Linked DNA regions of Homo sapiens: regions 2, 3 and 4 are each linked to region 1. The links are chromatin loops, found by intact Hi-C in ENCODE. Cell type or tissue: psoas muscle. All regions are shown on one strand.

What was found. Peaks named below come from ENCODE experiments on the same cell type or tissue, not always from the same donor. Only the 100,000 strongest peaks of a DNase experiment are listed, where the experiment ranks them.
Region 2: it touches region 1 in a loop (6-fold over the local background); 20 of 110 quality-filtered maps call a loop at or near these places.
Region 3: a loop joins it to region 1, with 5 times the contacts of the local background. A loop is called at or near these places in 57 of 110 quality-filtered maps.
Region 4: it touches region 1 in a loop (2.7-fold over the local background); 2 of 110 quality-filtered maps call a loop at or near these places.

The regions. Positions count from the first base shown.
Region 1 is chr2:168,113,907-168,121,906 of GRCh38, reverse strand. All of the region lies in intron 10 of STK39 (serine/threonine kinase 39), which reads left to right. Among named protein-coding and RNA genes, the nearest start is that of STK39, 130 kb to the left of the region's middle. RefSeq lists an enhancer at 5,006-5,545. In psoas muscle, CTCF peaks have their summits at 2,168 (motif pointing right) and 3,028 (motif pointing right); no DNase peak of the experiment used is centred here; H3K27ac peaks cover 668 bases.
Region 2 is chr2:167,260,383-167,268,382 of GRCh38, reverse strand. No RefSeq gene overlaps it. Among named protein-coding and RNA genes, the nearest start is that of B3GALT1, 29 kb to the left of the region's middle. In psoas muscle, a CTCF peak has its summit at 3,786 (motif pointing left); no DNase peak of the experiment used is centred here; H3K27ac peaks cover 1,499 bases.
Region 3 is chr2:166,534,726-166,542,725 of GRCh38, reverse strand. All of the region lies in intron 1 of LOC124906087 (a long non-coding RNA gene), which reads right to left. Among named protein-coding and RNA genes, the nearest start is that of SCN7A, 44 kb to the right of the region's middle. In psoas muscle, a CTCF peak has its summit at 3,166 (motif pointing left); no DNase peak of the experiment used is centred here; H3K4me3 peaks cover 790 bases.
Region 4 is chr2:167,721,956-167,729,955 of GRCh38, reverse strand. All of the region lies in intron 3 of B3GALT1 (beta-1,3-galactosyltransferase 1), which reads right to left. Among named protein-coding and RNA genes, the nearest start is that of B3GALT1-AS1, 220 kb to the left of the region's middle. In psoas muscle, no CTCF peak of the experiment used is centred here; no DNase peak of the experiment used is centred here.

The sequences.
Region 1 (8,000 bases):
AGCTGCCTAATCTCTCTGAGCCTAACCTGTAAGGCAGAGCTGACAATACTTACATTGTGTTGCTGTGAGGATGAGAGATGATCTGTGCAGGATGTCTGGTGCCGTGTTTGACACATAGCAGGTGCTCAGTCAGCAGTGGCAGTGTGATTGTCATGTAAATAAGGAGAATGATTATTGTGGCTACGGAAGACTGGACATTTTAGAAGTATGTAGTGAAATCAGGAGTGAAGAGAGTGTCCTGTAGGTGGGGTGGGGTGCAGATGGGTATTGAAGGTTGTTTCTGCATTGCCGTTAATTTGGGTGAAATGGAGGAAAAGCCTATGGATGCCTACAGAAAGAAGGAAAATAATTACAGTAGTTAGTTCATTGCCATTGCCTATTCACCTGTCTTCATGTTTTCTTTTCCGATCCATCAAGGTGCTGGCAGTGGGTGAGAACCAGGGCTTTCTTTCACTACAGTAAACCCTCCCTGCCCTGAGAAGGGGCGTGTATGTGTGAAGAGCCTAAGAGTAGTGAGAATTAAATACAAACACAGCCAATATTCTTTCACAGCTTTCAGATCACTTTCATTTATGCTTCCATATTTGTCCCAAACAATTGTTCTTGAAGACAGGTAGAGCAGGTGTTACTGTCACACTTTACAGATGGAAATGTGAGAGGTGAAAAGGACCTGCCCAAAGTCACATGGCCAAATAAGCAGGAGTGAACTCCAGTTCTTATTCTCAATCTATGCTCTTTCCACCAAATCATACCTCAGAATGAAGAAGAAGAGAACGGAGAGGACAGGAAGGAAATATAGATGGAGAAGGTAGGCAGAGTTAAGTGGTGTACACAGGAAAATGGGAGCGTATTTGTCATTCTCAGAGTGAGTCGGCCACCATTTAAATTGTGTGAGGAGGATGTCTGTGCTATTCACAGGCACTAGGAGATGCTACAGGCACTAGGAGATGCTGCAGGCATCATTGCAGGAATCTGGGAAGTTTGCCAGGGTTCTAGCAAGTGTAGAGGGAAGGAGGTGACAAAAAGGCTTTGGAGATTATGTTGGGGAGAGAGATGGCTAGTGAGAGTTTGGTTAGCATCAACAGTTGTTAGATACCGTCAGAAGCTCAGCTTCTCACTCATGAAGTGGTAATGGTAATAATAGCTATGTTTGGGAGGACTAAATTAGGTAATACATAATATAATAGTGGTTGGGACAAAATAATAAGTGGCACAGGTTATAGCAAAATTTTTTAATAATCACATATATTGCTTTTATTACTATAGTTATTATAGTCCAGATTGTTTTTGTAACATTTATGATTGCTGCCACAGCTGTGGGCACCCCTGCTGCTGTTCCCATTTCTGCTGCTGCTAGAACAGCTGTTTCCATTACAACCACTGCTACCAGTAGTGGGCACTCAGGTGCACATGATACAAGGACATAGCACAGACAGTGAAACTCACCTTTCTGTGAAGAACGCACAAACGTCACAAGACATGCAAAACTCAAAGAGTAATAGAGAATAAGCGCTTTGGTATGTGGGCATAGCATCTGTGCTACAGCTACGGGAAAGGTCATGAAGCTGGTAGATGGGGGACATGTGAAGGGGGAAGAGAGAAAAACGATATTTATTGTGCACCTTTATGCATCCTGCTAGATGCTTACGTCACATTTATCTCAATTACTGCAGCCATACAACAATCAGTAAAGTTCTGAGTATAAGATATGTTAAATAGGTTAGGCCAGAGGATAAGATACATTAGACTATTAAGAATGATTTTTAAAAAGCTATAAATATTTTGAAATACCAACAGAAAAGGAAAAACCATCTATTAAAAGTGAGTTAAGCTATCCCTAAAGGGTTACAGGATTTTAAAATTGAGAACCACAAATATCTCCTAGTTTTCCATGCTTCTGTGTACAGGCCTGAAAATTAAGGCCTAAGGAGGTCGAGCCTTAACCAAGGCCAACTGCATCATCATGTCCTAACAGTCCAAAGCCAGTATCCCAGTTTGTTACCATTTAGTTTCTTCTTTTAGTCGATAAAGAGGGAAAATTACCCTGAGTTTCTACAGAATTGCTTTTTTCCCCTCCTGGAATCTTATAATTAACTTATAAAATATCGAAGGTTATGCATTATCATTAAAGCAGAGAAGAGAGAGTGATTTCAAATGCTTGATGGAATGATGTTAGTTTTGTTCCAAGTTTTCCCAGTAGAGGGCAGCAATGGGTTTTAAGTCTGTGCCATTGTGGAAAGCTAACTGAGCAAAAGTTTTGGCTTTGTCGAAGGCCTCAGACTTGGAGTTGAGGGATCAAAGGGGTGTTAGGTCCCTACTGAGCCATGAACAAGAGACACCTTAGTCAATTAGGGTGCTACTTTACTGGGCAGGAGATTGAAGGGTGATGGTTTAACGACTTTTCACTATTACTATTTTTAAGTTATATTTTCTATTAGCAAATCAAAGCAATCTACCATTTGCATTTTACATAATTCGTGTCAGAAACAAACATCTCAATTTTGAAGATGGGATTGGAGAGCTTCCAGTATTTTGTGGTCTCAAGCTATTTTTAGAAAATTCTTTGGTTTCTGCAGTTCTCCTTAGAGCTTGGTAAATACGGGTAGAAGAGAGTCAACATGTACAATAATAACAGTGAAGGAGAAGTGGACCCACTTCCGCAGTTACCGTGCATATTATGGGTTTAATATAAAATACTCCCAGTGATCCACATCGGCCTGAGTGCACATGTCCTCTCTCCACTTTGTGTTTCCTTTTCCCATCCTCTCGCTTAAAACCGACCATGTGCCTTGGGAATAAATCTCATTGAGGAACTCACATGCTCACAGGGAGGAGGGCAAGGGTGGTTGAGGATATTATTTTTCCTATTTTAGAGCTGAGAGAACAGTAGGCCAGAGAGGTTAAAGTTACTGATTTCACTGGGGCTGTTACAGGGACAGGCGTTCACAGAGTGTGAGCTCATTGGTGTTTTCACTGCTTTTTTATTTTAAATTCTTTGCTTTTTAGTTATTTGAGAACTGAGAGTTCCTTTGGTCAGAAAAGAGCTTTTGGTCACTAGGGGGTGCTATTAGAACAGTTCATTGACTAAGAATCTGGACAGGAATTGCTTACCAGTCTGTAAAAAGCCTTGCAGCCGTAGATTTTTTCCTTTTGCTCTGTGTCTGTGGCTTGACTGGTGTTCGCACTGGGGGTGAATTAGGCAGAGGTGAGGGTAGAGGAAAGAGCAAGGGGGAAAAGCATCTTACAGAGTTACTTTCAATTCATTTGGTGAATTGAGTTGTTGTTTTTTTTTTTTTTTTTTTTTGAAAGCATATGTTCTGGGAAAGTGACTCCTTTCTGGTTGCCTTTGACTGGGAGCTGAGAGGATCCACTCTGGAAATTGTAATTTGCTGATCCCCATTTAGGGAGAATGTCTTTATTTTTAGATTGATCTTGAAAGACAGTGAGCTGTGTAAACTTTCACAGACTTGGAGGTCCAGTTTTGGATATTTAGAAATAATGACACATACTCTGAAATTATTGTAAGAGATACTGTTTCTACAAATTTAGTTTGTAGAAAACTAATTGTTACTGGAAATCACATCCAGTTAGATTTGTGAGGTCTGGATAGTCTTCAAACATATTATGTGCTTCCTTTTTGCCTTTGGGAAATTTGCTAACTTTTCCCAAAAGCTTGCGTGCATGAGCTAGCTTTTCTGGAACTGAAGTGGCGTGTTACTTGCTGAGAGAAGCTCCCGACTGCCTCCTCCTCCTCCTCCATCTGTCCATGCAGTGCTCCCCGAGCATCCTGGTAACCTACTAGGTGCTGACCTTCCCTACGGTAGGTGGCCTTTATTCAGCCTCTCAGCTCCCTCTAATCCTAGTGTACCATTTCTTTCCTTTCTTCCGAAAGGAAAATAATTTGGCTAGAGTTGCGGAAAAACTAATATAAAATATTGTCAGTAAATGCCCTTTTGATCTTGTCAAAACTCTACTATAGTTGTACTGTCTTTTCTCCCTGATTGAAAACTCAATGGCTTCTTGTCATTAATAGGATAAGATACAAGTTCCCGCCACTTATAAGATGAGGTGCACATCACTTGGAGGTAAGGGATCACTCCAGGGTCCCATGGTCTATGTCTCCAGGCTTTCTCTCAGCCACGGGCCACCTCGGCCTTCAACACATCTTTACCAAATTAGATGTGTTTGGTAATTGTACTTTTCTACCAGTACACTCCTGAAATCCCCACATGCACCATGAAGGCCTCTCCCTACACTTGTATCTCTCCCAGCCTAGCATCTTTTCTGTGAAGCTTTCTGATACTACCCTCCCAGCACCCCAGGAGGTTCATCAGTCTGTTCTCTGTACTACTCCTTACCTTGAGCTTAAATATGTTGTTGCACTTGGTGTCATTTATAGCTTACTTTCTGCTAGTTTTACCTTCTGTAGCCTACTATCAATTCTTGTGGAGCATGGATGGTGTCCTTTTATCTCTGTGTTCTCAGTACCCAACATAGTATTTTGGTCAATTAGTAACTATTTTTCAAATTGAAGTTTAGCAAGCAAGATGGTGATGAGGATCGTCTTCATGGGAGCTGGTGTGAGAGTGCAAGGGGAGGTAGAGGAAATCTGCTTTTAGTTTTAAAGAAGAATAGTTAAGATATTTTTCAGCTGGTGCTGTATTCTTGTATTTGAAGTCTGGGACTCAGGGTTTAGCCGAACCTAAATTTAAAATCAACTTTGTTAGCACCAACTTGTTGAGAGTCTTGAGTGAGCCATTAACTTGATTCACCTTTGCCACATGATCATAGAATGGAATGGTTAGATATTATTAGGTAATAATTGTGAATTATGCACTTTGTATTATTTGACAACAAAAATGTAGTCCCTACCACTCAGCATATATTGACTATTGTCATTTTCTTCTCTGAGCCAGGATGCACATACGTTTTCCTGTTACCTGAAGCTGCATTTAATTAGGAAGATATTCCAAAAATAGCTTTAAATTAGGTTTTAGTACGCTCCACTTTTGGATTACCTTTTACTTATTTCCTCACTTAGGAGAAATAATTTAAACTTTTTATATCATGATCCTGCAAGTCTTTAAAATGAGTAAGATGTTTTGGAGTAGGGAAGGTGAAGGAAATGGAAAGTAATGGCACTTTTATGCATCACGGGGAAAGGAAGGGTTCTATCATCTGTGGGAGGAAGGCAAATGTTTGCCCCTCTGCCCTGGCCTCTTAGGTTGTGGTCATTCAATCACAGGGAATGTGGAGAGGCCAGCAGGGGGTGTGGTACATATGTTTGAGACATCATTGTTGGGGGTCGGGAGTCTGCTTGTTTTAGGCTAATCAAACTTGATTGACTTAACAAAGATTCAGGGCTCTATTTATTTTAAAAGGCCAGAAATACCTTGTTTTTAAAAATATATTTTTTTACTTTGAAATCCAGTAGTTCTAAAACAAATTAAAATTCAAGGGACTCGATTAAGGTTGCACTTTGATATAGAATTTTCTAAGCTTTCCATTGAATTACTTCTGACACATTCAAATACCGATTTAGAAGAGTGTCTAATGACTTTTAATTTTGTTCTTCACATATAGACATATACAAAATTAAGGCGCCCTTGTACAACTTTCACAGCAATCATAGAGCTGGGAAATGCAAACAGTAGCCTTTAATTTAACCCAGATTGAAAAGGCCAGTTGAAGTTGTTTTGGGTGAGGGGTGGGCTTTCTCTGTGACTTTGTGGAAAGCTGTGAGAGGCAGATGAAGGAGAGAAAGGCTCAGGAGTAGCTCTTGGTCAGGAAGCTGGGACCATAAAAATCTATGCTTGAAGGTTAAGACCAAGCTTTGGCTCTTGAGATAGACTCCAGCCAGCCCTGGCTCTACGACCCACTCATGGGGTAACCTTGAGTGGCAGCTGAGCTCCCCAGTGCCTTGTCTGTGACATGGAGACTGTTCAGTGGCTTCTTGTTCTTCTTGGGCAAAAACTAAAATCTTTAACCGGGGTTCCAGTGCTTCGCATGGTCTAGTCCCTTCTTCGCTCTTCAGCCTTGTCTTGCATTCTCCACCCTCAGTTCTCTATTGTCCACTTGCCCATAGCCCTTGTCCATGTTGCTCTTCCCCCTGGAAGTGTCAGCTCTTCTCATCCTGAGCAGACCTCAGTTTCAGCTCAAAGAGTCATTTCTCCAGAAAACAAAGTTGGAATCATGCCATATTTATTGTCCTGCAATCTACCTGCAATTTCATTTAAGATATACCTTTGGACATCTTTTTATGTCAACAAACATAGATTAGCGTAATCAAATGGCTGCATGAAATTCTGCAAGAATGACTATAATTAAGAATCAATTTTTTCTTGATAAATACTAGATTGTTGCCAATTTAGAAATCGTTAACCACACTGGGATGAACATCATTGTACTTGCATTATTACATAGATGTTACCTATTTTGTTAGTCTATTTCCTAGGAACAGGATTGCTTGGTCAAAGAGTATATGGTTTATAATTATTGACACATATCACCTTACATATGTTTAAAGTGGGAGGTGTTATGTTTCAAATCCCAGCCTGAGTCTCAGGTCCATCATCTGTAGAACATTACTTATGTATACACCCATGCACATGGGTGCATGCGTATATATGCTTAATTCAGTGCCTAGCATATGGTATTTAATATTATTTATTTTTGGCATTGGAATGTTATCCATGAACATTTACTTTATTTCATTTTTTTTCCTAGATCTACAGTTAGCTGTTTTGTAGAGAGAATTCCAGATCTTCTGGTGGTTCTGCAACCTTGAGACTTTCAGTACTTTAGGAGAGATTAGATTATACGAGGTACTTCAGGCTAATTGACCTAGAGCCTATTATGTAGATCCCAGCTTAGGGTCCTGAACTCTTGGGGCCATTAAAGTTAGTTAGGAGAGAGCCATTGGTAGTAAAACGTATTGAAGCCGTTTTGTTCTGCAGTCTGTTCTTGGACACAGACCGAGTGTGCAGTGTTACAAGGTGTTTTGCCCATTACTCTGTCACTGTAATCTCTTCTGTCCAGAACAAACAAGTGATAAACCAGCTGCCTGCCTGAAAGTAAGACCACGCCGTTTTCATCATCCCCTGGCTTCTGGTTGTAGATGCTTGTTATGAGGTCCGATGTCAGCCATTCATGCGGTGCCAGGTGTTGGTCATGACCAGTGCCTACACTCAAGGATAGCACTGCAGTTTCCATAATCCTATGATCTTAACCATTCATAACTTTTAGAGTTGAGAACCCTATTTTTCTTTTTTCCTGAACCATTGCATTGTTTTTAAAAAGAACGTATAACCTTGAGATTACAGCCTCACTGGCCCTGGGCTGGTTTTGAACCTCATGTAATCACATGGCTTCTCTGAGCCTCGATTTCCCCACCTTCCCAACCTCCAAGGGTTTTTATGAAGTTGAAATGTGACAGTTTATGTAAAACACTTATGCAGATTATAACAGAGATTCTAAAAATGCTTTTTTTGCCTTCTTCTCCCTTCCCTCATTGTGCGTCAGGGAACATTTTGTAAGGAAGGAGTTGTGTATTATACAAGTGAGCATAAGGAAGTATTTAAATGTCATGTGAGAATTGTCTTTTATTTTCTTAAGGAAATTATTGTCTAAGGTTAGTGAATTTCATCCTGCTCTTTCGTTCTTCCTTCCTGTCTCTGTAGAGCACAATAACCCAACAGCTACAACCTCATGCTTTAGATAAAACTGTTCTTGCTCTTCTGCCAACATACACAGTCCTAGAAGTTTCCTTAAGGACTCTGAATTACTGAAGCTTACTTGGAACTCTACCATTTATTTTTGTTTTAATTGTATGATTTCTGATTTCTTAATTTACTGATGAATTTTTAAGTTGAAATTAGAAAGTTAGCCTATTGAGTGTATTTTTTAAACAGTTACAATGAATGCATCTGTTTGAACAAAGTAAACATTTTTGGTAATAAATGACATCTGAATCAGCTCGTCTTCCTCTGACGTTTTCTGTG
Region 2 (8,000 bases), 850 kb after region 1:
AAGGCCTCTGACATACCTGGAGACATTATCTCCATTGTCTTGGGGATTAACATTTGGCTCCTCATTACTTATGCAAATTTCTGCAGCCGGCTTGAATTTCTCCTCAGAAAATGGGGTTTTCTTTTCTATCACATTGTCAGGCTGCAAATTTTCTGAACTTTTATGCTCTGCTTCCCTTTTAAACATAAGTTTCAATTCTAAACCATATCTTGGTAAATGAATAAAACTGAAGGCTTTTAAGAGCACCCAAGTCAAATCTCAAACACTTTGCTGCTTAGAAATTTCTTCCACCAGATACCCTAAATCATCTCTCTCAAAATTCAAGGTTCCACAAATCTCTAGGGCAGGGGTAAAATGCCGTCAGTCTCTTTGCCAAAAAGGTGACTCATAGCAAGAGTCACCTTTGCTGTAGTTCCCAACAAGTTCCTCATCTCCATCTGAGACCACCTCAGCCTGGATTTCATTGCCCATATCATTATCAGCATTTTGGTCAAAGTCATTCGATAAGTCTCTAGGAAGTTGCAAACTTTCCCACATTTTCCTGTCTTCTTCTGAGCCCTCCAAACTGTTCCAACCTCTGCCTGGTACCCAGTTCCAAAGTTGCTTCCACCTTTTCGGGTATCTTTTCTGCAGTGCCCCACTCTACTGGTACCAATTTACTGTATTAGTCCATTTTCACCCTGCCGATAAAGACATACACGAGACTGGACAATTTACAAAATAAAGAGGTTTATTGGACTTACAGTTCCACGTGGCTGGGGAGGCCTCACAATCATGGCAAGAGGTGAAAGGCACCTCTCACATGGATGGCAGACAAGAGAAGAGTGCTTGTGCAGGGAAACTCCCCTTTTTAAAACCATCAGATCTCGTGAGACTTATTCACTGTCATGAGAACAGCACAGGAAAGACCCGACCCCATGATTCAATTTTCTCCCACTGCATCCCTCCCACAACCCGTGGGAATTATGGGAGCTACAAGATGAGATTTTGGTGGGGACACAGAGCCAAACCGTATCGGGGGTAAGGGGATGTCACTGGTATTAATCAAATAATTTGCAAGACCATGTGTAATTACAAATGTACTATGTGCTAGGAAGGAAAAGTGAGAGTCAGAGATGTTTAGTAAAAATCAACTGGGTTTGGTACAAGATTTAAGTTGTAAATAAATGAAAGAAATTAGGGTATAAAATATGACTTTTGGTTTTCTGGTTTTAGCAACTAGATTGTCTAAGAAAATGCTCACAGAGACCCAAATTTGAGGTTAGAGGTGGGTGACACTCTGATCAGGACTTGTTGGACTTAAGGTTCGTTTGAAATAGCCATAAGAAACTATCAAGTAGGCAGTTGTCTATATGATTCTAGAGTTCAGAACAGAGCTCCCAGAAGGTAATATACATGTAGGAGCTACTGGTATTAAAGAGATAATTGAAGCCTTGGATGTGAATAAAATTGCTAGGAATAGTATAGTTGATAACAGAGGTTAGTAAAATGTTTTGAACAACTATAGTGTGGTTATAGGAAATTATGTTAACGGATGTACATTTGCTTATAAGCACAATGACTACATTAACAACAACAAATCAATGCAGGTATTAACATAGTTGAGAGGAGTAAACTGAATAATCTGAACGGCAACTGGTAACATAAACATTACTCACTTGATGATATATATTTATCCAACTAAGGTTTTTAATTTATAACAAATGTGTATTCAGAATTGGTGATTTTGATAGCATGAAGATTGAACATGTTGGCTTGCTAAAAACAGGCTGGACAGCATTGAAAATTGTTAATATCGATGGTTTTATAATTTGGACATTATTGAACACATACATGCTCACATTCACACATACAAACACACACACACACAATATTAAATTCAGGGATTAAGATTGAAAAGAAATCAGCTAATGAGCTAGGGAATGGCATTTACTAATTTTTTTCATTATTTGTTCTTAGATATTTCTAGTGTTAATTATGTTTTATATATCATCTCAATTAAAAGCCATTGAAGCTTTTATTGAGCAATAAATATTTTAGGTTAGATAGAGTTCAGAAAATAATGAATTATTTTGGAATTGTCTTTTAGGTTAATTTTTGTTTAAGGAAACTTCTATATGGACAAATAACAACGTAGAAAGGTGTTTTCACCAGAAGTATTCTTTAACCAGTCTGCCCTCCTCCTGAAGGAAATGATTTAACAGGGGTTATTGGACTACCTTGAAGACTAGTAAATAAAAATCTGTCACCATTTTACAAAACATGCAGCAAAAAAGATGGTGAATACAGTAGTGGTCATTACCAATTATTGCGTCTTTGAGCCTTTTAAGTTTTCATTTATTAGAAGTGATATTAAGTTGATATGATAATGTGAGGGAAGTGTCCAAGTATAGCCCAACAGCTCTACTGTGTTTCCAAAGAGTCTTAGGTACAGGATGTGCTGGCTAACTCGTGCTTTTAATTGCATGCAAACAGCTCAGCCAGTACATCCCCGTTCCCTCTATATCTGACACATGAAAACCTTTCTCAGAACTGCTTAGTTATGTGTTTATCTGTGTCCCTTCAGCACATTCCTCCTCTTCCCCCAAATCCTGTATTTCGGACACTGCAGGAAAAGGGTTTGGATCCATCTACTGCAGCAAGAAGTGGGGTGCACGCAGCCAAAGGGCCACTGTCATCTTCAAAATGGACCTACTAGCCTTAACATTGCAAGGGCCTGAATCTTGTGTACTCTCTCTGTCTTGCTGTAAGTAAATACTCTAGCACCTGAACTTGGTGTGCATGTTATCTGTTTTCAGCAACTTTGAATCATTTACTGGTCTCTTCCTAGGTGGGATTTATCTGCCTTTTAACATGGGCCGCACCTATGTGAAATTCTATCCTACAGCACAACCCAGCCACATCGTGAAACAGACAAAAAGTTAACTGTATATTGAACTAGTATTGTAATAAAACACATTGATTTTAAATAATTATGATGTATACTGCCCTGATGGCCTCAATTCTTTACGACTCCCTGCATTCACACACATTGGCAGTGCTGTCTCACTTTGTTTCTTCGAGTATAAGGCTTGCTTTGGCTATTAGAATGAGACAGCAGTAAACTGTGTGCCAGTTCTGAGCCTAGTGTGTCACTGCTCTTCTCCTTTACTTCTTCCATTGCCATGAAAAGAGCATGCTCAGAGTAACTTGCAGGTCACAGGAGGATGATGAAATTACCTAGGGTAGAGCTGTCCCAGGTAATGTGCCCCAACCAAGCAGAGCCTAGAACACAGTTCCCAGCAGATGTGCTGATGCTTGTGTGAGGCCCACAAAGACCAGCAGAACTACCCAGTTGATTTGGGGGGGATGCATCTTTAGCATCTTTAAGTAAAAGTGTAGGTGATAATGCTGCAGTACAACAACAACAACAACGATAATAATAATAAAGAGAGGAATAGGCCACTTCTGTAGGTTCAGAGGAATCTGCTATTTTAATATTTTTGGTTGTATCAACCAACATACAACCATCCATGTTCAAAATCCCATTTTTTCCCAAAAAAGTCCCTGACTGTGTTAGGGAGTTTAACTTTCCATGGAGCTCAGCCACTCTTACTTTTAATTGTTGATTTAATTATTCATCTTTTTGTTAACTTTTTTCTCAGCATTTAGCAACGACTTCCGAGTTCCACTTTCTTCGTAATCGCTATTTTCCCTGCATGTCTCAGATATTTGATACATGGTACCAGCTAGGCATTTGCTTCACCCAGTAAAGTCATGCTAGTGTACCACTGCTGAGAATTTTAACAATCGCACTGCCACCTTGTGCCCATTGCCAGCCAGGCAGAAAAGAATTCAGCTCCAAGATACCATTCAAGTCTTTGCTTTTTGGGCCACTCCTAATACCAGTTAGTCCAGGTTGGGTTCTCCAAGAAGTAGATTCTGAGCCAGAGATTAATGTGTAGGAGGTTTATTAGAGCATGCTCTTGGTATCAAGGGAAAGAAAGGGAAGGGAAAGAAGCATGATTTGGCAGAAGCTGACCTGAGATGCACCCTCAGCCAATTCTATAGGGAGTTCTGAGCTGGAGTGACAGTGAGCCTTAAGAGTTGTGCTGAGTTGTCCTTCCATTGACAAAAAACGAAAATAGTCCACCTTGGAAAGTCAGTTATTTTAGCTAAAGCAATCCTGGCAGGGAGCTGATAATTAATACCCTTCTGGGGCCAGCGCTTTGATCATATGTGGCAGTAAATCATTCCTGAAGAGGAATCTTGATTGTGTATCATAGAATCCACAATCACATAATTACAACTAAGTAAATTATGACAAAGTGAAGACTGATTATTTAAACCCAAAACACTTTTCCACCTGTTTACTATTATTCTGCTGTCTTCCAATTTAACAGGACTCGGTGGCTATCCATTTTCTTGGATTTCCTACATTCATAAGCATTAACTGTACTGAGTTATTTCACTTTATGTTTTGAATGTCTCTTCCTTGTCTGAGAGCTTTACACAAAAGATACCATAATTTATCTATTGTTTTCTTAATCACTCTTCCAGTGCATTCAAATGGTCCCATAAATGCTTGTGGAATGGCTGTTGACTGGGTGATGCCATAGTATTTATTTGTCAGCCTTTCTATCCATTTTCCATCCATTTTATTTTCTATAAATCGGTACTACGTCGAGGAAAATGACCACACTGTAGATATTCTACGTTATCTTCCCTCTGCCACTTCATTTGCATACAAATATATAAAGTTTTAAAATTTCTCATAATATCTTTTGGGAAAAACATCCACAGTAAATGTCAGGTAGCTTAAATTAGACTTTTAAAGGACTCCATCATTATTGAGGTTAAATCATTTTTAGACAATATTTACCAAAAAATGTTTCATGTCTTCTATTAAAGTTGATTTCTAGAGGGTTGAGGCTTAGTACTCTTCAGCACTTCTCACATGTTCTCATGGCTCTTATTTTGAATATAAATATTGTATCTGCTGCCTATTTCTGATCTCCATTACATTTGATTTTTTTACCGTAAGATTTCGTATTATCATTAATACCTTCAGAATTCAAAACTTTTACATTAGATTTAGAAGTCACTCTCAGTTCTCAGTAACATTTCCAGGAAGAAAAAAATGTATTGCACTTCTCTTTTACTTTAACATCTGTGATTATCTTTCTGTAAGTTCTTTTTCTTGGCAATGAAAAAATTTTCCATTTCCCAATTGGATAGTAACCAGTAGTCAGTAACTATCAAAACACAGCAGAGAAAGTATTGTTTTTCTATTTTTCAGTTTCTTGAAAAATTAATATGTCTTTAGAAATTATTCTAGAGATGTTTATAGAAAATTGTTAGCTTGGGAGAAAATATTCCCGATGCGTAAAATGGTTGTGCATTAGGGAGTGGGTGGTAAGTTTGCATTTGTCAGTTTTATTGTAATTTGAGAAAACCATTGTCCCAATCCAAAGAATGTGTTGCTGTGAGAAAACTATTGTCCCAATCCAAAGAATGTGTTGCCCAGAGCCCCAAATCTGTTGCAAGGATTGATTGTGTGGAAGCTGCAAAAAAGACAATTCAGCACAATTTTATGGGAAATAGAACATTTTTACAAGATTCATTGGAAGGTCTAGTCTTGAATAAATAATGCAAAACCCCTTATATGCTATGCTCTGCCATCACACAGCCTCCTGTGGAACAGCTTTTGGTCAATCATGGATCCATCTTCATTCCTTTATAACATAATTTTGTTTATGGAAATATTAATTTTTACAACACAAATCATATATTACATAGTTCTGTGACGTAAATCCCAAGAAAAGATTATGGGAAGTTGTTACATAACATTAATAGCCATGTATTTTTTAAAAAACCCTAAAGATTAAACATGGTTACTACCAGTTATGGGCTGAATTGTGTTCCCCGCAAATTCATATGGTGAAATCCTAAGCCACAGCATCTCAGAATTCAGCTCTTTAAGGAGATAGGGTCTTTCAAGAAGTAATTAAAGTAAAATGAGGTCATGAGGCTGGGCCCTACTCCAATATGAGTTGGAACATTATAAGAAATTGGAACATAGACACATATAGAGGAAGGCCATGGAAGACACAGAAAGAAGATGACTATCTACAAGCCAAGTAGAGAGGCCTCAGAAGAAACCAAGCTGGCCAACACCTTGATATCAGATTTTTCCGACTTGCAGAATTGTGAGAAAATAAATTTCTGTTTGGTCACTCAGTCTGTGGTACTTACTTATGACAGCTTTAGAAAAATAATACACTGACTGCAACAATAAGAAAACTTCACTGAATTTTTGATTTGTGTGTTTAGCTACATTTTAGATCCTAAAGCTTGCTATTTAGCTGGAAGATTTTGTTATAATTAGAGCGAAACCATTACTAAATAAAATTGTATTTGCATATTTGAATTTGTAAACTCCTACATGTCATTCAAGAAAGGTGATGCAGCCAATAATCATAATACAATGCCTCTTTCTGATTAAAAATTTTTTAAAAATGTTTTCTTGAAAGAAAATATGTTACATATACACAATGGAGTACTATTTAGCCATATAAAAGCATGATATCCAGTCATTTGCAACAACATGGATGGAACTGGAGGTCATTATGTTAAGTAAAATAAGCCAGGCACAGAAAGAAAAACATCACATGTTCTCACTTATTTGTGGGATCTAAAAATCAAACAATTGAACTCATTGACATAGAGAGTAGAAGATAGTTACCAGAGGCTGGGAAGGGTAGTAGCAGGAAGGGGGGATGGTTAATGGGTATGAAAAATTAGAAAAAATGAATAAGACCTACTATTTGATAGTACAACAGGGTGACTATAGTCAATAATAACTTAACTGTACATTTTAAAATAATTTAAGGAGTATAATTGGATTATTTGAAACTCAATGGATAAATACTTGAGGGGATGGATACGCCATTTTTTGTGATGTATTTATTTCGCATTGCATGCCTGTATCAAAACATTTCATGTACTGCATACATATATACATACCTACTATGTACCTAAAAATTTTTTTTAAAAAAAGATGAGGGCACAAAATTGCTTGTTGATTAAATGAAAAATCAGAACAATCATTATTTTCATTGTTCTCCCTGGTGTGCACAGCAGCTACTTTTAATCTTAAATTTTACCATAATTGAAGAGGGGACTAGGCTACCAAGATTCAGTAGGAAGAGTCCAACAAGAGGACCTTTGTAAAGCAAGAGTCACATTCTTTAAAAGGATCACTGACACTAAGAAACTATACAGTAATACTATGTCATGAGTTTTCACGAATTATTTCTTTCTGCATGAAAACTATTGTGTTATCTTACTATAAATGATTATAGAAATAATGCTGTGTCATTCAGAATATTTGAAGGGTAAAGTGCAGTAATTCAGTTTAAACAAAAAATTTACTTCTGTAGCTCTGGCCATTTTCTTGCTAGACTTTCATAGTATTTCATTTAATCGGGTAAAAGTATGTGTTTGTTATGAACTGAACTGTGTTCCCACAAAGCTCATATGTTGAAGCCCTAAACCCCAATATGACTATATTTGGAAATACATCCATTAAAAAGGCAAGTAAGGTTAAATGAAGTCCAATGAGTGGTTCCTAGTCCAAAAGGACTGGTACTCTTATAAGAAGAGAAAGAGACACTAGGAGTGTGAGTGCTCAGAGGGAAGACTATGTGTGGACCTCAACAAGGTGACTATTGGCAAGCCAAGGAGAGAGGCCTCAGGAGAAACCAAGCCTATCTTCAACTTGACCCTGTACTTCCACCTTTCTGAACTGTGAGAAAATATATTTTTTGTTGTTTAAGCTACCCAGTCTGTGATATTTAATTATGTAAGCCCTAGGGAACTAATGCAATGTAGGTCTTAGATATCTATTAAGAACATACTAGCAAGAGGGAATTTGTTAGTCTTTCTGAAAAGAAATAGTTTCCAAGATTGCATTTTGGTTTTATATTTATAGAATGTCAATAGTTTGTGTTTACGTAGGA
Region 3 (8,000 bases), 1.6 Mb after region 1:
AGCTCAGTTTCAAATCACTGAGTTAATCATATTTTAAAACTAAAAAACACATTGCCGTCATTAATCTCTGCCAATCATCCTTTTATTTTTGTCTTTCTTTCATGAACACTATTCTTATTCCCCTCATCTCAAAGATAATTTGCTTGATGCATGCCCTTGAATATAGCTTTTTAAAATATGTAATATGTTTTGTGGATATATGTATTTTCAATTTACCTGTGTGGTGAAAATATCATCCTGTTTTCTACTTTTCTTATCCAGACCCCGATAAGGGATCTTTCAGTGTTGCTGAACACATGTTGTTTTATTCTAGTGTTTCATGGTGAACCACAATAAACATCCACTACATTTAAACATCATTATATTGCCACCAATCATGAGATTGCCACCAAATGACTGTCACCACAAGCAATACCATAATCCTTATCATCATCTACCTGTATATGATTCTCGGAATTTCTCTATGATGTATAAAATATTTCCAGACTACTTTTCACTACAAGTGAGTGAAAGTTAACACTATGCACATTTTCTAATAATTGTTATGTTTATCCTTTTAAATTAGAGTCTTTCTGATAAGAGTAATGACTCACTGCCTTGATTTGCATTTGTATAATTATAAATATGAAGTTTCTTTGTATACTGTTTAGCTATGGGAAGAAATCTGATCTATGGTAGTTTGTCTCTTTCATTGGTCCTTTTTTTCCCATTGAAGTTTCTGTCTTTTTCTTGATTAACAGGAGTTATTTCTCTATTTCGGATAACAATCCCTTATGCGTTTTAAATTTAGCCAACAGGTTACCCATTTATCAATGATATCCTTCAGTGAACAGAAAACTTTACATCTGGACACATCCTAACAGTCGGCTTCTTTATGCTGTAGTCTTGTGTAAGAAGTCTTTTTTTGCCCATAGTCCTCAAAGCTATTCTATTAATAATTTTCTTTTCTTTGTTTATGGTGTTAATTTCACATGCTTTTTCTATAATGTGGAATCTGCTTTTGTATTGGGTATAAGAAAGATCCAGGTTTGTGTTTTTCCTTTATAGAGTATATTTTCCTAATATCTTCTAACCATTGATTTATAGTGTCATCTTCATAATATATCAAGTTCTCATAAGTGCATGCATCCATTTCTAAAGTTTCTATTCTGCTTCATTTATCGACTTGTTTCTTTATGTATAAAGATGGTATTAGTTTTACAACTATAGCTTTACAAAATGTCCTAATATCTGAACAGTGTTGTCATTTATCTTCTTAAAGTGAACCTAGCAATCTATTAGGGTTTAGTATTCAACATAAAGTTTGGAATGAAAAATTTGGATCAGTTATATACATCACAAAACCAACATATTTTTTTGAGATTATGTTGACTTCGTAAGCTAATTGAGAGAAAATTCTCAATATTTTAAACATTTACTGTTATAACATTCCCATCATGAATGTGATATACCTTGTTATTTATTCAAATCCTTCTAATCAATTCAATATAACAATCTTTTTCTTAATAAAAACTGTGCATATTTGCTAAATTGGTTTCTGTTTTATAGCATTTCTTAATTTTTCATTGATTCTGTTAGCATTGCTTGTCTAAAATCTGTACTATATACAATATTAGACTATGTTGGCCAAGAAAAAAAGGAAAAACACATACTATATATAATGTCTAATATATATTTATATACCTAATGGATATTACATAAATACTATGTATATGCATCATATACAAATAGATATATATTTTAATTATATATGAATTAAATATTTAATTATATATGAATGTATATATATGCTAAAATATTTAAATATGTATATAATTTTAGAATTCCAGTCTTTTAATTAGTGAGCTGAATCCATTTAGAACATTTAAAAACTACATTACCATAGAAAAAAATATATAGTTACTTTGTACTATCTACAAAGTAACTATGGACTATATTGTGCCTCCCACCCAGAATTCATGTGTTGAAGTCCTAGCCTCCAGTGTGATTATATTTGGAGATGAGGCCTTTGGAAGTATTAGGTTTAGATGAGGTCAGGAGAGTGGAGCCCTCATGATGGAGTCAGTGTCCTTGGTCACCAGAGCCTGCTTCCTCTCTCTGCCCTGAAAGAACACAACGAGAAGGTAGCATCTTCAAGTGAGAAAGAGGGCTCTCACTGGGGAATTGAATTGATGGGCACCTTGATTTTGGACTTCCCAGCCGCCAGAACTGTGAGAAGTAAATTCCCATTGTTTAAGCCATCCAGTCTATGGTGTTTTGTTATGGCATCCCAATCTGGCTAAAACAAATATTTTGCCAAGTTACTTTTTATTTTTTACTTACAATATTTTTTTTCATTTTTTCCTTTCTTGCCCTGCACTTTACAGCGATCAAATTTCATTTGATGGTTTTAAATTCATGCATTGTTTTCAAATGTGTTCTGGTTGCTGCCTCTCCCTCCAACTTTTGTTTTCCATTTACTAATATCTATCTTCCTGTGAGACAGGATAGACACTTTAATACATTCTATGTCCCCGTGCTCCTCAACTCCTTCCACAGACTTTTTCCCTCAGCAAATTCTTTTTTCTCACTAGACTTTAAAAAATGCATTGCAGATTAAAGGCCTAGTATGAAAAAATGAACTGTTAAATGATAGAATATATTTATGATTTCATATAGGGAAAAATATTTCTAAACCAGATTCCCTCCAAAAAGTGTGAGTAATGCTGAATGTTTACATCGTACTACATAAGCAATGAACCTGCACCAATTGACTCTTCTGAAATTTAAATGACTAATTCCGAAAGGATCAAATTAAGTTTTACTGAAATCATATTTTGGAAGCTTTCTAAACCATTCTGGCCATGAAGATTGGGAGACTAATAAACAAATTCCAAACTTCATCTGAAGTTAATTTATACTTTGTGGAGCTCAGATTCCTGGCTTCAGTTACACCTAAGCAGCGTGGGCAAATAAGCTTGATAGTTCTGCTGTTTCAACTTTCTTCTCTTTCTATTTTTGCAATATGAAACTTGCAGTTGATTACAAATGACTGTGAAGTGTGGTGTACATATGAGGCTTAAGAAAATGGCACAGAAAAAAAAAAGTCAGAATTTGAGATCGATATGATTAAAAAACACCACCACAATATCAGTGGCCCTTATGAGAACCATTCAGTGTGATTTTAGTGCCACCTAGTGTTCTATGGTGGGATAAGGTCTTGGAAGTGAAAACTAATCCGTCATGGGCAAGACTCAGAAATTAGGCAGCTGGCATAAGGCTGTGCACGGACTCAAAGCAGGCACAGTCAAGAGACTGCTGCTGTGTTTCTTGTTTGCCATCCGGAAAAACAGTCGTGCAAGAGAAGCCGTTCTTAGATCTAAGGAATTAGCCAAATATGTACAGGGCCAGTCAACAGAAGTACTCATTCAAGTATCAGTTTTAAACAAAGGAAGGTTTGCAATGGAAACCCTGATTTGGTGAAAATAAGAACGTGATGGTGATATAAGGGGGCATGGCAATAACACTTGGGAATAAGAGAGGTCACACACATCTAAGGGTAATTTACATATGCATGAATGAGGTCATATTATGCTCTTCTTAGTGCTCAAGTATACTTGAGATTTCAATACATCTATTTTGGGAATTGCATACAAATAGTAGACAAAAACAAGTCAGGCAATGCCAGATTTAGAAGAATGAAACAGGGTTCTCATCTCTAACCTTATACAAAAATCAACTCAAGATGGATCAAATTTAAGACCTGAAACCATAAAAATTCTAGAAGATAACATTGGAAAAACGCTTCTAGACATTGGCTTAGGTGAAGATTTCATTACCAAGAACCCAAATGCAAATGCAACAAAAACAAAGATAAATAGATGGTACTTAAGTAAACTTAAAAGCTTCTGTACAGCAAAAGAAACAGTCCACAGAGTAAATAGACAACCCACAGTGTGGAAGAAAATCTTCACAATCTATGCTTGTGACAAAGGACTAATATCCAGAATCTACAAGGAACAAATCAGCAAGAAAAAATCCAAACAATCCCATTAAAAAGTGGGCTAAGGACATGCATAGACGATTCTCAAAAGAAAATATACAAATGGCCAACAAACATATGAAAAAATGTTCAACATCGCTAATGATCAGAGAAATGCAAATCAAAACCATCATACAATACCACCTTACTCCTGCAAGAATGACCGTAATCAAAAAATCAAAAAGTGATAAATGCTGGTGTGGATGTGGTAAAAAGGGAACACTTTTACACCATTAGTGGGAATGTAAACTAGTACAAGCACTGTGGAAAACAATGTGGAGATTCCTTACAGAACTAAAAGTAGGTCTACCGTTTGATCCAGCAATCCCATTCCTGGGTATCTACCCGGAGGAAAAATCATTATACAAAAAAGATACTTGCACACACTTATTTGTAGCAGCACAATTTGCAATTGCAAATTATGGAACCAGCCCAAATGCCCATCAATCAACAAGTGGATAAAGAAATATGATATATATTAAATTATATATATATAGCTATATATGTCACATGTCTTTATATATCTTCATATATAGCTATATATAATTATATAAATGTATATAGCTATATATGTCACATTCCTATCAGGTGTCAACTTGATTGGATTGAAGGATGCTTAGATAGCTGGTAAAGTATTGTTTCTTGGTGTGTTTGTGAGGGCGTTGCCAAAAGAGATTAACATTTGAGTTATATATATTTCTATTGTATATATAATTATATATATGTAGCTATATATATATGGAGAGAGAGAGAGAGCATGGAATTCTACTCATGCATAAAAAGTAATGAAATAATGACATTTGCAGCAACCTGGATGGAATTGGAGATGTAACTCAGGAATAGAAAACCAAACATCGTATGTTCTTACACTTAAGTGGGAGCTAATCTGTGAGGATGCAAAAGCATAAGATACAGTGGACTTTGGGGACTTGTGGAAAAGGGTGGGAGTGGGGTGAGGGATAAAGACTACACATTGGGTACAATGTACACTGCTCAGGTGATGGGTGCACCAAAATCTCAGAAACCACCACTAAAGAACTTATCCATGTAAGCAAACACCACCTGTTCCCGGAAAACCTATTTAAATTAATAAAATAATAATATCCGCATCAACCCTACCAGTATTATTGCCATTTTCCAGGTGAAGAAACTGGGGTTTAGATACTTAAGATATGTGATGGTTAATATCAGGTATCACCTTGATTGGATTGAAGGATGCTTAGATAGCTGGTAAAGTATTGTTTCTTGGTGTGTTTGTGAGTCAGTGCACTGGGAGAGTACGACCCACCCTCAATGTGGGTGGGCACCATCCAATTGGCTGTCAGCATGACTAGAACAAAGCAGGCAGGAGAAGATGGGATAAGCTGGCTTGCTGAGTCTTCTGGCTTTCATCTTTTTTCCATGCTGAATACTTCCCCGACCTTGGAAATAAGACTCCAGGTTTTTTGGCCTTTGGACTCTTGGACTTACACTAGTGGTTTGCAAGGGGTTCTCAGGCCTTTGGCCACAGACTGAAGCCTGCACTGTCAGCTTCCCTGCTTTTGAGACTTTTGGACTCAGGCTGAGCCACTACTGGCTTCCTACCTCCTCAAGTTGCAGATGGCCTATTGTGGGACTTCCCTTTATGATCATATGAGTGAATTCTCCTTAAAAATCTCCCTTTCATATATACATATATCCTATTAGTTCTGTCCCACTGGAGAACCCTAATAGAATATATTTACCCAAAGTTGTAGCTGAAAGGTGGCAGTACTAGAACAACTTCTAACAGCTCTATAGAAATACTGCGAAGTCCAGAGTGTCATACGTCTGGCACATAAGGGTATTTTCCTGGGAGCAGGGGATTATTTCTCTTATCCATTTTTCTTTGGAGGCATCTCCACTCCACTTCCCAGTAAGGTGTACTTCTTCCCATCCTCCTTTCCTGCCTTGTCCCATGGTAGAAGAAGTGAGAAGCCAGTTGAGAATCTGCCATTCCATGAATCACATTGCCATGAGTGTAGGACCCCAGCATTATAATCCAGGCAGCATGGACCCAATTCTCTCTCATGCTTTGAAGAGAACTGTGTCCAGACACAGCAAATACTCATGCTTGTAATTTCCATGACGTAGGCTAAAGAAGCAGGGTCTCTTTTAGGTCTTGCATATCTACCTGCAATACGGTGGACAGGTCAGAGAGGGGAGGATGTCAAGTTCTTGTCTCAAAATAAAGGTAGCAAGACCCTCTCGTAATCATCAATCCAGCTTTACTGTAAGAATTCTGAGCCTGTTTTAATACTTCCTGGTTCTTTGTCAGGCTTCAACTGGTTAAATTCCCAAAGGCAGAAAGAGTGATTAATTAAAGTCACTCAAACCCCCTGATTATAGGAACCATAGAAACTATAGTAAGTGCCCAAGGCTACTTGAACACAAGTCCAGATTGTTTCTGGAATGTTACCATCTGCCTAGAGTATACGCAAAAGCTGAGTAACTCTAAAACATGCTGTTTTCCTCTCTATTTGACAACTCTTTAAGAGGACTTTTTAAATGATGGCCTATAATGAAGCTCATGGGAGACTAAGACATTACAGTCTGACCATGAAATGGACTGGAACTGAACCTAAAGAGACAATGTGAAATTTCAAAAGACTGTGGAATGAATTACAAGTGGGTCAGCGGTAGTCACCCCTTAAATGAATGGTTTAACATAACGAAGTCTAACTATAAAGTGATGATTGATGTAAGAACAAACGCATTAAAGGAAGAATGGCTACCAATTCTTGTTTTCATCCAGTGCAAATGTTCAACTGTACATCAGAAGAATAACACAAGCACAAAGACACATTCTTAACTGAAAAAATGGTGGCAGGAGGTAACTGAGATAAGGTAAAAAGGCTCATTTGTCTGGGACATTTTAAATGGATACCTGCTCCTTCTTTTAGGTTCTAGATTCTAGAGGTCTTGCTTAAATCTATGACTTGAGATACTCATAAGGTCTATGCTTTCATACTATCAGGCAGGAATAACAGATTCTCTTGGGATCATCTAGTGAGATCACAGCCCATCAGTTTGTACTCTGCAGCTTCTGGGAAAGCAAAACTTTATTTGGGTTGTGAGAATTCTCCCTGAGTAAGTGTAATGGAGGTGAAAGTGATGTCTGGCAGGTAGGTTTGTTTCTTAAATTACTTTGAGGATTAAAACTTGCTAATCACACATCATTTAACAGGTACAGTCAGAAGATACTTTGAAATTATTCCCAATTTATCTGCATAGCATTAGTAATATTATATAAAGAATATAGGATACTTTTCCTATCTGTTGTATTTTGATATTAAATTATACCAAGACATAAATCCTTTCCAATATTATGTAAATATATATTCAATCAACCTTGCAAAGGTTTTGGGTAGTAGCGAGAAAGAGGTTAACTGTACAATAAATGGGAAAAGATAAACATCTATCAATTCAACACAACCAAGAAATCAAATATTTAGATTACAAGTAGGGATATTGGTGGAAAACAATTTGAAGTGAAAATCCTAGTTTAGGATATGCATAAAAGGGAGTAATTAATACAGAGAAAAATGTAAACATTGGTTCTAATTTACTAGCAAAGTTTGAATGATATGATTCCAGAATGTCTTTTATGTAGTAAGATTTATTATCAAACAGATACATACTTTTGTGTGTATGTGTAAGACGGGGTCTTGCTCTGTTACCCAGACTGTCACACACAGCTCACTGCAGTCTTCACCTCCCTGGTCAAGCGATCCTCCCACCTCAGCCTCCTGAATGGCTGGGACTACAGGCAAGCACCACCATGCCCAACTAATTTGTGTTTTTTTTGTATAGACAGGATTTCGCTGTGTTCCCCGGGCCAGTCTCAAACTCCTGAGCTCAAAGGACCCGCCCACCTCAGCCTCCAAAAGTGCTAAGATTAAAGGCATTCACTACTGCACCCAGCTTACTTTTATGTATTGTAAACTCTCTGGGGCTATTG
Region 4 (8,000 bases), 390 kb after region 1:
CCCTGGAATTCCCCCTATGAAGGAGAAATGGGTCTAATTGGAGGAGGAAGACCTGTGGTGGGCTTGGCCACCACCTGCAGCTTGGCAGGTCAACAGGATGCCCCTTAGCTCTTTTCATGCTTTTATCAAAGGGATTTTGGCCACTTCACTTCTTCACATGACTTTTGGTTCTGCTTGAATCTATTTTGAGTCTAAGCATACAGACAGTGGGTAGGAAACAGGAGACTGTTGGGAATGCACTAGAAAGGACGGATGGATGTGATGATTGATAGAAATGTATCATTAAAATTTGGTAGGGAAACACGTTGAAGAATGAAACCAGACTTTATTAAAGATTTAAATAAAAATCTTACATAATAGAGAGAGGAAGAAATACACAGAATTGACAAGTTTTACTCACAGCAGAAGTTCCCACTGCAGGCCCTGGTGAGGTGTGACATTATACATAATTCTAGGCTATTATCGCCTTTCCATAATTATGAACACTCAATCTCTGAGCTGGTGTTTCAGGGACCTATGTGCTCCTCCATTTCCCCACAGCTCTTCTCTAATTCCTTGACATCGTCCTAGTGTTAACTATTTGTACTTGCCCTTTGGCAGGGGAAGCATAGTAATGAGTGTGCCATTCAGGTGAATCCCTAGGGTAAATTAAGAAGCAGACAATGTTTGTCTTCCACCATCCTCCATCATTCTTGTTAGCACCTGTCCTCACCTGCTCATTCAACAAGTTACCCCTTAATGATTTTTAGGTGTCCCTGTGAGTGAGCAAGACTGCCTTTCCCTGATACTCACTCATGGTCCAGGACTTTCCCCATCATCCCCACTCCCTCCCTCACAGTTCACCAGGGCTGAGCCTTCTTCCTGAAGTCTTTCTTTCCAGTGTACTGAAACACATATAACAAACAAGTATATGTGTAAGGTGATCATGACTTAATGGGATAGACAGTCAACTTATTCAACCAATACATTAAAATAAGGGCTAAGAAGAAAACATGTCAGAATCTGAGATAAAAAAAGCATTTCCATTTGTGTATTAATCCAGGGTATCTTCTTAATTCACAGTAAGATACTTTCTGGAATAAATGTTAAAACATCTGAACTCCATTTCAGTACAAAGGTATATACTGCAAGCCCCAATTAGAGAAATTTTGAAAAAAACCTAAATATTCAATAAAAAGTGGTTGTCTGTATACAATTAAACAATATGCAATCATTAAAAATGACTCTATGAAAGGATATTTAATGATATGGAAATACCACATAATCTTAAGTCTACAATACATAAGGTTTGCTTTTTAACATTCATGAAACTGGGAAATATTTCACAACAAACCCCCAAACAAGTCAACAGTTACTAAGCAGATCAGAAAGTCGTGACATAAAAGGTTGCCTGCATGAGCAAATGTAGCTATAAAAGAAAAGTTTCTGTTTATCTGTGTCTCACCTCAGTTATTTGTAATGGTATAGCCATATATATTTAATTTTCACTTGTTTGTACCTCTAATTGTCATTTTATTTGTCAATCTGTCTTAAAATACATTTTGGTGCAGCTTTACTTATTTATTTATTTTGATGGAGTCTCACGCTGTCACCCAGGCTGGAGTGCAGTGGCGTGATCTCACCTCACTGCAACCTTCACCTCCCAGATTCAAATGATTCTCCTGCCTCAGCCTCCCGAGTAGCTGAAATTACAGGTGGTGCCACCATGCCTGGCTAATTTTTGTATTTTTAGTAGAGGCTGGGTTTCGCCATGTTGGCCAGGCTGGTCTCAAACTCCTGACCTCAGGTGATCCGCTCCCCCTTGGCCTCCCAAAGTGTTGAGATTATAGGCATGAGCCACCATACCCGGCCTGGTGCAGCTTTGACACGAAAAATATTGTGTATACAGAAGATTGTGTTTGTCACATGGCAGACACTGCGATTAAAGGTACTAGAAATAGCCAAATCTCCAGGACTAGATTGCAGAAGGTTCAAAACCAGAAGAAGCTAGTGTGACTGATTCAGACAACATGAAGGACTCTCATTCAGACACCAATGTATCAAAAGCTTCTAGCTGACTTTCAAGACAAGCTGTTTAACTTTCATCCATTTGTAATACAATTAAGCAGAAAACGAAACTGAATCTAGCCAAATAAAAAATTCCTGTGAGGCCTTGGAAGTTCTTTGATTTGCCTCACAAGTTTAATATCAACCCCGAATGTAAGAAAGATGTCTTGATAAAGAGCCTGTTATGAGGAAAAACAAGGAGAGGAATTCTGCCGTAGGATGGAATGTACCCAGCCTCTCAAATATACCTTATTTTCAATGATTTTGATGATAATTCTAAATCATCTTGGACTTCTTAGGTGCTGATATTTAGATGAGATTTGGATGAATTTTAAATTGATGCAGTAATGGGTTGAGATTTTGAGGTATGCTGGAATGTGGTGAATGGGTTTTGCACGTGGAATGAACATGAATCTTTGGGAATCAGAAGATGGACTGTGGTAGGCTAAACAGTGCCCGACACCCCAAAGGTCTATTTTCTTTCTAATCCTAGGAGCCAATGCGTATTATCTTATATGTGATTAAATTCAGGTCTTTAGAAGAAGCGATTATCTAACTAGTTGGCTGGCCAAGTTAGTTATTAATGCAGAGTGAGTTAGTTCTCTGAGCCTTGGAACTTTGAAATTAGAACGACTGAAGATTAAAACACTAGAAAATGAGCTATAAGAGTGTGAACAAAAGCTGATGGAGATAATCACATCTAGCTTCCAAAAGACAAAGGTTAAATCCATCATTTGCAAAACTGTCCTTCGTTTTGGCTACGGGGCTCTGTGACATTAATGGTATCTCTAAGCTAAAAAAAAAAGTAAAGATGCCTTGTACTGGTCAATGATCTTCTGGCCTGAAGCAAACTACTCTGATTTAATTGCCTGTTACCTGGGACAAAGAAAGGGGTCAAAGGTTTTTCATGACATAGCTTTACACCTGTACTCAATCAGTCAGTTTGCAAAGAACATATATCTTCCCTAGCCTTGGTCAAGGGTGAATGAGCATGTGACATAAAAATGATGAAGTGCCTAAAGCAAAGAGATATTAAAGGCCAGATGCCAAATGTTGCTTACATGTAAACAACAATGAATCTAAGGATGCTTGAGGTTATTTCAGATTCTATTCTGCAAGGCAGAAAGCACTGGGTATACAGCCAGTTAGACTGAAGTGTGAAACTGCCTCTGCTACATACCAGTTGTGTTAAATTAGACATGTTATTAATTTCTCTGGGCCTTGATTCCCTCAACTGTAAACTGGGGATAATGATTTTTATCTCATAGAGATGTTGTGAATGTCAACTAGACAAAGTATATAAAATATTTAATCTGGTGCCCTGTGCAAATCCAGTCACATTGTTCTTTGTTGCTACATTCCCAAATAGGAGGATTGTCACATTCCAAGTCTAAAATGGAGGAATACTTTGGGGGCAGGAAATGTTTTCCAATCATCCTTAAATCATGCTTACTGGTTGCTTTTAAGGTTAGTCTTGGTTACTCTTTAAGTCAGTCTCTGTCTTGGGCAGGGCAATATGCCTGGACAAGGGGCAGGTGGGCGGATTCCTGGCAAAGATGGGGCTAGCACAAAGAAGGCGATGAATAGGTAGAGGGTAGGACTGGAAATATTAACCTGCAGTGTAAGGCCTCTGGGCTTGAAAAACATAGGTTCCATTTCAAAAACTAGTCATAGCAAGACTCACAAAGAAGCTTGGTGTGCTAGAAATACTTGGAAGCAGGGCAGACCTAAGCTGGAGAAGCAGGCTAAAAACATGAGTCCCTTAGATAAGTTCCATGGATAGCTCCAAGGGAAGCCATTTCTTCCTGCCTGTAAAGGAGACAACTCAGACTTATCGAACTGATTTTATGGAGAAACCAACATATCTCTGTCTTAAAGGCCCAAGATCTGTTAAAGCATATTTGATCCCCAACACCAGAGAAAATTTTAATCCCATAAATATTTTAAAATATAGGTCAGCAGTGGCATAATATCTGCACAGAAGTCTTCTGAATTGGTTCTTCTATACAGAGAAATAAGTCAACTGTCACTTTAATTGGTTTGACTTAGGGTTACCCTTCCTTCTTAGAGATCCTGAACTAACACATGGTTCTGTCAGGAAGGTCTTCATCTCCCTGAACACTACTATGATGCTGGAGTTTGGGGTTCATGGGGTCAACTGTGGAATGTTTCAACTAGATGAGGTCAGAGTGTGGAAGAGGGTTTTCGGGTATATTTTTCCAGGGCCATATTTATTTCAGTCCATTAGACAGTCTAACCACACTTATATTAAGGGTCCAAAAAGAAGTGGACTTAAATTCTGCCCTACTTTCCGTGTACCCTTGGGAAAGTATTTTAGCCCTTCTTAGCTTCTGTTTTCTAAAAACTGAAGGGACTGAACTTACATACCTTAGGAACAGACAAGAAATTTTATTATAAAAGATAAGAAATTTGGAGTATTTGGCTTAACATTATTAGTTCAGGGTTTCCAGAGATGCAACATTTATTCCTGAGGAAAATGAACTGCCAAAGTCCAAATAATCATGACTCAACCAAGCACTTCCAGGACCACACACAAAATATATATCAAGGTATCACTGGCTTGGTTGCAAAGTACCATGGTGTCTTAGAACTGGGACAAGAGTATAGAAGCCAGTCAGTGCTTCTAGGACAAGAACTGGTAGAAATATGGGCTTCATATATGGCTTTGAATTGACAGTTGTCCTCCAAGTTTTGAGGCTTCTAGATGACAGACATTAGGGTTTTATAAGTTCAAAATGCTGAAGGGCAGTACATCAGAATACAGGAGCGAGCTGTGGGCTAAAATGCCCCTGCTGGAACATACAGGATTTGTATTATAGGAACCTCTCTGACAATGAAGTGTTTGACTTAATAGTTTTTACATTCTTCTGGACAAATGAGTCTCATTGTCATTTCTGAATAATAAAACTGGGGTTCTCCAGTGGTCATGTTCTCCAAGCACTGAATGGAAAAAGGTATTGTCTTTTCTGGAGCTGTGATTCTCAAAGTGTGGTCCCTGGACACCTGTAGGTCTCTGATACTATTTGAGGAGGTCCTTTTGCAACTGCGTATCTCCATGAAGCCTGAATTTTTTTCTTACACTCCAACTAAAATAACAGATCATGGCACATTGATTGCAAAAGCAGATATGAGAAACCAGCTGTTTTCCTTTGGGCCAGCCACTGTCATCTTCTCGCTGATTTGTAAAGTATAATTCTCTTTTTTCTTAAAAAGATATGATTTATTTCTAATATATAATGAATGTATTGCTTCTTTAAAATTCAATAAAAGATGTTAACATTATCAGCTTTAAATTATAACATGGTAAATGTTGATAAATATAACCCATATAGTAAAAAGCTCTTTTGGGTCTTCAATAATTTCTAAGAGAGTAAAGGGTCAGAGATCAAAAAGTTTGACAAAACTACTATAGAGGCATAAGAATTCAAGTTCTTCTGAATAAGTAACCAGTCCTTTAATAATAGCTTAAAGGTGAACAAATACGTTTGGTTTCCGAGTTTGTAGATGTTAAGTTGTCTGGGAAATACTAGCGCTGCCCTTGGGGTGTTTAGATTATTTACTTGTTTTGATGTGGGGCTGGCTCATCAGGCATGTGAGGTTTCCCCTGTAGGACTCTGAGTCCCTCCACTGTGGACTGGATTTAAGCTTTGGAATAAGCCTTGTAGATAATATTGATGGGCATTACAATATTCACTTACATTTCAGCCTCTGGAGTAAACCAAGAATCAAAGAGAGTGTTGCACAACCAGGCATGGTTGAATTGACTGAAGACAAATTTAACATAAATGCAAGGAGAATGTCTCTATTGATGTTGGTGCCAAATATTCCATTTTGAAATGTTATCTCTAGGTAACTGGTTGAATCTTCATCACTTAGATGTATCAAATGTAAAAACTGTCACTCAATATTTCACTAGAGTGTAATTTATAGGAAACAGTAAACAATACTGTTAAGCTTTATATTCAGAGCAAAAAGACTTATGACTATAGGCCAATCTCAGCAAACTAGGCTAATGAGATGAAGTTCAAACTAAATATATGAAAATAAATTGACAGTGGGGTCAGGCACGGTGGCTTAAGCCTGTAATCCCAGCAATTTGGGAGGCAAAGGTGAGTGGGTCACCTGAGGTCAGGAGTTCGAGACCAGCCTGACCAGTATGGTGAAACCCTGTCTCTACTAAAAATACAAAAATTAGCTGGGTGTGGTGGCATGCACCTGTAGTCCCAGTTACTCGAGGGGCTAAGACAGGAGAATTGCTTGAACACAAGAGGCAGATGTTGCAGTGAGTTGAGATCACACCACTGCACTTTAGCCTGGGGGCAACAGAGTGAGACTTTGTCTCAAAAAAACAAAAAAAAAAAGGAAAGAAAGAAAATAAATTGAGAATGGTAATATGTTCAAATAAAATATTTAAATGAATTAAATCTTAATATTTTGAAGTATATGTCAAATTTCTGGTTAATAAATAACAGCATTTTAAAATACATCTATTGTTGGGCTTATTTTAATGAAAGCAAAACTTCTGCTTTGAAATTTTCATTAAGTCCTGTAGTTTCACTCCTCTTTAGTTTTTACATCTACTAAATGAGAAGACTGCATCAATAATCACCAGTTCTAACATTCATTCCAATGTAAGCCATAAACAGAGTAGGTTTCTTAAGTAGAGTCTGTTCTCTCAGGTAGTTTAAACATGTCACCTGCTGTGCTTTATTTCTTTTTGTTTGTCCTATAAACTATATTTGCTATGAAGTTCTACAGTGAAATTCATCACAACCTTAGAAAAGATCAACCCAAAATAGTGACTGCTGACACTAGTTAAGTGATATTAAGTGGTATTTTACAGAAAACTTTGAGACTATCTTCACAGAAAATTATAGTATTTCAGGAAAGAGTAGAATTTTTACCTGTAAGGAATTTAGACCTTTCAATAAAATAATTTTGGACTCATCTATCATTGAACTTTCTCTTTTCCTTTACACTTTTTTTCTGGGTTACCTTGGAGGTGGTGACAGTGGAGTAGAGATAGAAGCCAAAGGAAGAAATAATTTTGGGGCCAATTCAGTTTTATGTCCCCGGTTCACTAAAATTCATGTCACTTGATTTAGGAATTTGAGCTTTTACTACTTCTGATTTTTGTCCAATTCTAAACAAATCTTTCCTAAAGCATATGATTCCCAGGGCAGTGGAATAAAGCTCTTATCAAAGACCACGCTAATTCAAAGCCATCAGCTTATGGTTTGTCTACCATGCTATTGCATTTTAAGTAACCAATTATTATGTAAAATTCTGGCTTCAGTGGTATTAAGGATACGCAGGAGTCATGAACTCTGTATGATTATAAAAAAACTTGAATCTTCATTAAAGGACATAGAAAGTTAATTAAAAGCTAATCAAAAGGAACGAAGATTTCTGAATATCTGATATTCTCTACTTATTCAGTACATTTGGAAAGTTGAAAACTGTGGTCAATGTCAGGTCAAAGACACTAAAGTCTTTCTCTTGGGGTAATTGCAGCCTCTTGACTTTGCTTGAGAAGAGCAGTCAATTGTTTATATAATTTGTAATTCACTGTTATGTCAAAAGGAGAAAAAAGTATTCAGTCCGTAAAGTATTACATAGATTCATTATCTTCGGAGTATCTGTGCAGAGAATTCTCAACTACAAATGGAATTTATACTTACATTACAGTGCATTTATACTATAGCCTACCTCAAAGCCTATGATCATTATACAAAGATTCCAAGTAAACGAGTACTGGTACTAGAATTAACATTTGAGAAGACTAATTAGTTGACTCCTTTATCCTCTTTACACAGAATAAATTTCTTCAACAAAAGCAATTTGGAGAGAATACTACAGCCAAGGGTGATAATTTGAAGAAACAATAAAAATAAATGAAAAACACTGGATTCATCATTACAGAATATTTATCA